2 separate regions of the Mus musculus genome follow, and region 1 is linked to region 2. The links are chromatin loops, found by intact Hi-C in ENCODE. Cell type or tissue: gastrocnemius. All regions are shown on one strand. Links, peaks and the distances in the headings refer to the core of each region. The heading gives the core; the rest is flanking DNA. Region 1 has its middle 37 kb from the start of Gm38996. Region 2 has its middle 89 kb from the start of Gm38996.

Region 1 (2,932 bases), core at 121-2,620, 51 kb before region 2:
CTATTAAATTCACAAATATGTGACTACCAGCACACAGCTTATACAAAATGAGGACATTAAGCATCCTGAGGAGGAGGGACTCACAAGGTCTCACTTCCTTGTGAAGATTATAGGGAGTTAGTCATTGTTGGAGGAGTTTTCCCCCCAGTGGTGTAGCTTTTGGCACAATGTGCATCCTTCTATAAGTAGGGATTAAATTTGTTGGGTCACAAAACTTCAAAAAAGACATGAATGTCAAAGGGTGTTAGGTTCGAAGAAAAAGGGGATCAGCAGGAGTGGGAAAAGACATGATGTAATGGGATGAATATAAATAAAATACATATATCACATACATATACACATACACATATACATATATAATACACACACGTATATATATGTGTGTGTATATATGTATGTGTGTGTATATATATATATATATACACGTGTGTGTAAATATATATACGTGTGTGTGTGTGAGAGAGAGAGAGAGAAAGAGAGAGAGAACAAGTGAAAATGTCACAATAAAAAACCCCACTATTCTGAATAATCAATACATAATAAAGAACACAGAAAAGAAAAGACAAGACAAGAAAGAAAAAGCTTGAGGACAAACTGGGTTACATAATGAAATCTAGGCCAGCCTGGTTTACAGGGCAAGATACAAAAGTGATCCCTAAATATCCAGAGTAAACAAACAAACAAACAAACTTAAATTCTATCTTGGGAACACAAATTTGAGGCTTAGTCTGTGATCTTAATGAAACCAGTATTGCCAATTCTTTCTATTTTGAAAAAAGCTCTGTGGCAAAAAATAAAAATATCAAATATATTTATTATATGCAACACTACATTTGTGTTTGCTAATTCTTTTGAGCTAGGCTCAAAAATGGGTGTCAAGGACTAGAATCGGCCTTGAAGACGTCTGTGGGGTGTCAGCCCCACTCCCAACACCACAGCTGGAGAGCTGGGAAGGAGGAGAACAAGCAAAGCCTTCCAGAATCACTTGAGAGTGGAGTCACTCCTGATGTTGGGTGGTGGGATGGATGAAAAGAGTTAATTTTCTTCTGTGTGCTCTTTTCTGGCTTGATGGATTGGATAAATCTTTATAATGTCTCTGCCAAGGCCTCAGTGGGCTTGTGGAAATTGCCCAGAGTGATTATGAGGCCTCAATGAAAACTTACATGCACAGAAACCCCATTTTAAATTATTAAACAATGAGAATTAACGAGGTAATATGTATGAAATGCAAAGTTATGTAAGTTTTATAAATTCAAGGAATAATTATTACAGTCATTGCAAATGCGTCCATTCATGTGCTCCTAATTGCTCAATTCTTCACGATCCTTTGGGGCCTGCCACTGGTTTTTGCACTCTCCCTTCCTATCCTAGTATGAAGCCAGCAGACTTGTTTTACAACTTTGTCTTGATAGACGATGCACATGAACCTGGCCTCCATCCCAACCTCCAAAGTAGGCTGTGGTTTTGGAAACTCGCCCAAACTTGTGATACAAGTGACCTATGCAAAGTTCTGGGAACTGAATACCTTGGCCCTTGCCCAGCCAGAAGGTCATTGCTGACCTGCTGGCTTTCCTGCTGTGTGCTGTTCAGCCACAGCTGCGTCGGATGACTTGGCCATTACCGCTTTGCTAGCCATTCTGAACAAGCCCCAGGGGAGGCACAGCTTCCTCAGCAAGACAATTTGTACAAATGTTTAATAAATCCCACCATGGGCTTTGAATTCTCTCTTTGGAAGGCCAGTTATGTTTGCCAGTGGTCATGTTCCAGAAGGTCATTATCACCTCCACTGCCTTTTCATTGGCCCACAATCATACATAGTAATGGTTTTGTAGGGACATTTCCATACAGGGGCACAGTGTCCTTGGGCCATGCCCCTCCCCCACCACCTTTCTTACTTAGGGTTTCAATTGCTGTGATTAAACACCATAATCAAATGCAATTTGAGGAGGAAAGGGTTTATTTTACCTGATAGCTTATAAGTTCATCACTAAGGGATATCAGGACAGAAACTCAAATAAGACAGGAGCTGATGCAGAAATCATGAAGGGATGCTGTTTACTTCACAGTGTGCTTCTTACTCACCCTGCTTTCTTATAGCTCCCAAGACCAACTTTCCAGGGGTGGCATTGCCTAGAGTGATCTGCATCCTCCCACGTTAATCACTGATCTAGAGAATTCATTGTATGCTTGCCTACAGTCCAATCTGATGAGGGCATTTTCTTAATTGAGATTCCCTCTTCCAAAGTGACTCAAATCTGTGTCAAATTGACATAAAACTAGCCAGCATACTCTCCCACCCTTTCCTCTTTTCTGCTCCTTCTCCCATTAGTTCTCTTCTTTCCTATATGTAATTTTACTTTTATTTTATGTCATATATGTTTTGTTGTTTTATGTATGGTTTTATTTATTATATAAAATCCAGTAGTCACAAGTGAATCTAAGACTCACAAATGCCATTTTACTGAAAATGACAGTTCAATGTTCTTTATGGCTGAATAAAATATCATCATGTTTACACATAAATGCTCACAGACAAACACACATACATACACACATGCATATACATGTGCACATACACACTCATGCATACATACATATATAAAGACACACAAACACATTACATGCAAATGCATACACACATATACATGCACACAAATACACACACACATACATAGACACATAAAGAGCACAAACACACATACATGCAAATGCATTCACATGTGCTCATATATACACATGCACACACATATACATACATAAAGACGCAAAAATACACATACACACATGCATATACAGGTACACACATATACATATGCACACATATATACATATGCACATAAAGACACACAAACACACATATAAACATTCACACACATACATATGCACATATACATACATACATACATGCATAAAGACACACAAACACACATAC
Region 2 (2,932 bases), core at 144-2,643:
TGCTGGGTGGTCGATTAGAGGAGAGATTGAACACTTATTAAAAGTAGGTTGCAAAAACTTTATGCCTACAGAACATAATGTTTCTTGGCATAGTTAAAGGACACACCTTTAACCCTGGCACTTGGAAGAAGAGAGCAGGTGGATCTTTGTGAGTTCTAGGCCATCCTGGTCTACATAGGAAATTCGAGGACAGTCAGGGCTACATAGTGAGACTCTGTTTCAATTAACAATGAAAAATTAACAACAACAACAAAGATTTCTAACACACTTTCTTGGCATTAACAATTCTTGACCAAGCGATGACATTATGAAAAATAATTGTAGTATTTTATCCTTCACACCCTTCAATTATAGGATTGCCCTTGGAACCACACTGCTGCCATCTTCAGGAGTCTAGCTGCTTGCAAAAATAAATAAATAAATAAATAAATAAATAAATAAATAAATAAATCATACCCAAGCTGGTTGATGTTGCTCAAAGGAGGGGATGGAGAGTGTCACTGGACTCTCATGTTTCTAACCAGCTGTACAAACTGTGCCCTAACTATATATGTTCTTGGGGTCTTGGGAAAATCCTAGATTATATATGTGCTGAAGAACAAAGGGAGGAGGTCCTTCTGTATAGTAATGGGGAAATCATCCATGCTGGTTACAGATCTTCCATTATGACTGGTTTAAGATCACCCACACTCCTGCAAATCTTGTAATATGCCTGCTTTGTTGTTGTTTTTTATTTTAGATATTTTCTTTATTTACATTTCAAATGTTATTCCCTTTCCTAGTTCCCCCTCCGAAAATCCCCTAACCTCTCCCCCCTTCCCCTGCTCCCTAAACAACCCACTCCCATTCCTGGTCCTGGCATTCCCCTATACTGGGGCATAGAGCCTTCAAAGGAACAAGGGCCTCTCCTCCCATTGATGACCGACTAGGCCATCCTCTGCTACATATGCAGCTAGAGCCACAAGTTCCACCATGTGTTTTCTTTGATTGGTGGTATAGTTCCAAGGAGCTCTGGGGGTACTGGTTAGTTCATATTGATGTTCCTCCTATGGGGCTTCAGATCTCTTCAGCTCCCTGGGTACTTTCTCTGGCTCCAGTGTGCCTGCTTTAAAGTCCTCCACAATCCTGCTCCTTCTACTCACCTATTTCTCTGCAAGTAAAGCTTAATAAACTCATTTGATTACTCCCCCCCCCCACACACACACACATACAGTGAATTTTGGTGGAATTACACCTAGGTTTGTCATTGAGACTGTAGAAGGAGGAAATAGGCTTTGTTTACATTTCCCCTAGGGAAGGAATTTCTAACAAAACCCTCTAAATTTGTGATATTGTTAATAAATGTATCACACATCATTGACACTTTAATTCATTACTGAAATGATTAAGTTAATAACAATGTAGCACTTTATTTGAACTTGATCCATGAACATATAATTATTTTTGAATGTGCATTAATTAACACTTTCCTCTCTGAACCTCATTCTTCTCATAACATCTACCACTCTGAGAACTATGGGAATGTACTTTGCTAATGGTTAAAATAAATTCACAGGGCAAATTCACAGGGCAAATGCTAGCACAGTTTTCATTTAGTTCAGTGCTTTCCTTAAATTTGCTCTCTCTCTCTCTCTCTCTCTCTCTCTCTCTCTCTCTCTCTCTCTCTCTCTCTCTCTCTGGAATTGTAAGCCCCTAAATTAAATGCCTTCTTTTATAAGTTGCCTTGGTCATGTTTTGTTATGGCAACAGAAAAATAACAAAGATGCCACAAATAAAATGAAAATTGAAATTAGTTCAAGATTCTTAGTCCAGTTAGGTGAGATTAAAATAAATGACAACAAATCTCAAAAAAGGTGTGAGGAAAAGAGAACCCGTGCCTCTGGTTGATGGCAGGATAAACTGTGCGTTGACCTTGGAAATCTAAAACCAGAGCTACCACATGACCTCTCTATACCACTCCTTACCATATACCCAAACCATCCCATGTCCTCAAGCAGAGATCCCTGAGCATTCGTGTTCATTGCTGCTCTGTTTCTTCACAACAAGAAGCAGATGAGTTGGTATGTCTATCAAGTGATAATGGAATCTTATTCAGCAGTAAAGAAAAATGAAAACTTCAGGAAAATGGAGGGAACTGGAAAACATACTGTGTCAAGTGACCCCAACCCAGAAGGAAAAATGTTGTAGAGCAACATAATAAAAGCCAGGGAATAAGTCCACACATTCAAAATCATCGGGTATTTTAAGAAAAGCAACAGACTCATATATGGAAATGCAACCTCTTCCAAAATGCTGTTGGAAACACTCTATCTCCTTATAGAAGAATGAAACTAGACTCCCCACACTCCTTATCATTTACAGTAATTTCCTAGTCAAATCAAAACTATTAAATATAACAAAATAAAGTCACAAGAACATGGGGAGAAGTTAATGAAATCTGCGTAGACATAGGTTTGTTTTATGAAAAGAATATCAGCAGAAAAACTGAGATTTGAAAATATGACAGATATCTTTTAATATGTTTATGCCCACACATCTGTGTTACTCTCATCCTTGGTTAGAAAAGCATCTTTCTGCAGTGGGCAGTGGATAATGTAGAGGCTCATACCTGGTTAAAAAGCTGGAGTAAGAGCTGACCTAAGTGACTATTGCATGCGTAGCCCCAGACAGGATGCTTCTATTCCTCCCTCCACAAACACACCTGCTGTGCATATGCGCAGTATGCCTCAAGAATCTTCCTCCCTCAAGATTATAAGAGCAGGAAGATGAATGGGCGTGCTATAGAACTCTGTCTATGATCTGAACAAGACATGGCCAAGGTATTCACAAAGTCATGGCAACTGTCATCAACTTTCAAGAATGGATGGGGAGTTGAATGTAAGACCCTAGCCCTATGGAGCTGAGAAGTTACTGTCAATAAATGGCTGCTGGG

What was found. Peaks named below come from ENCODE experiments on the same cell type or tissue, not always from the same donor. Only the 100,000 strongest peaks of a DNase experiment are listed, where the experiment ranks them.
Region 1: a loop joins it to region 2, with 2.5 times the contacts of the local background. A loop is called at or near these places in 6 of 42 quality-filtered maps.

Annotation. Positions count from the first base shown.
Region 1 is chr7:40,257,099-40,260,030 of GRCm38, reverse strand. No RefSeq gene overlaps it. Among named protein-coding and RNA genes, the nearest start is that of Gm38996, 37 kb to the left of the region's middle. In gastrocnemius, for the core only: no CTCF peak of the experiment used is centred there; a DNase peak (open chromatin) is centred at 1,547; H3K27ac peaks cover 1,479 bases.
Region 2 is chr7:40,205,764-40,208,695 of GRCm38, reverse strand. No RefSeq gene overlaps it. Among named protein-coding and RNA genes, the nearest start is that of Gm38996, 89 kb to the left of the region's middle. In gastrocnemius, for the core only: no CTCF peak of the experiment used is centred there; no DNase peak of the experiment used is centred there.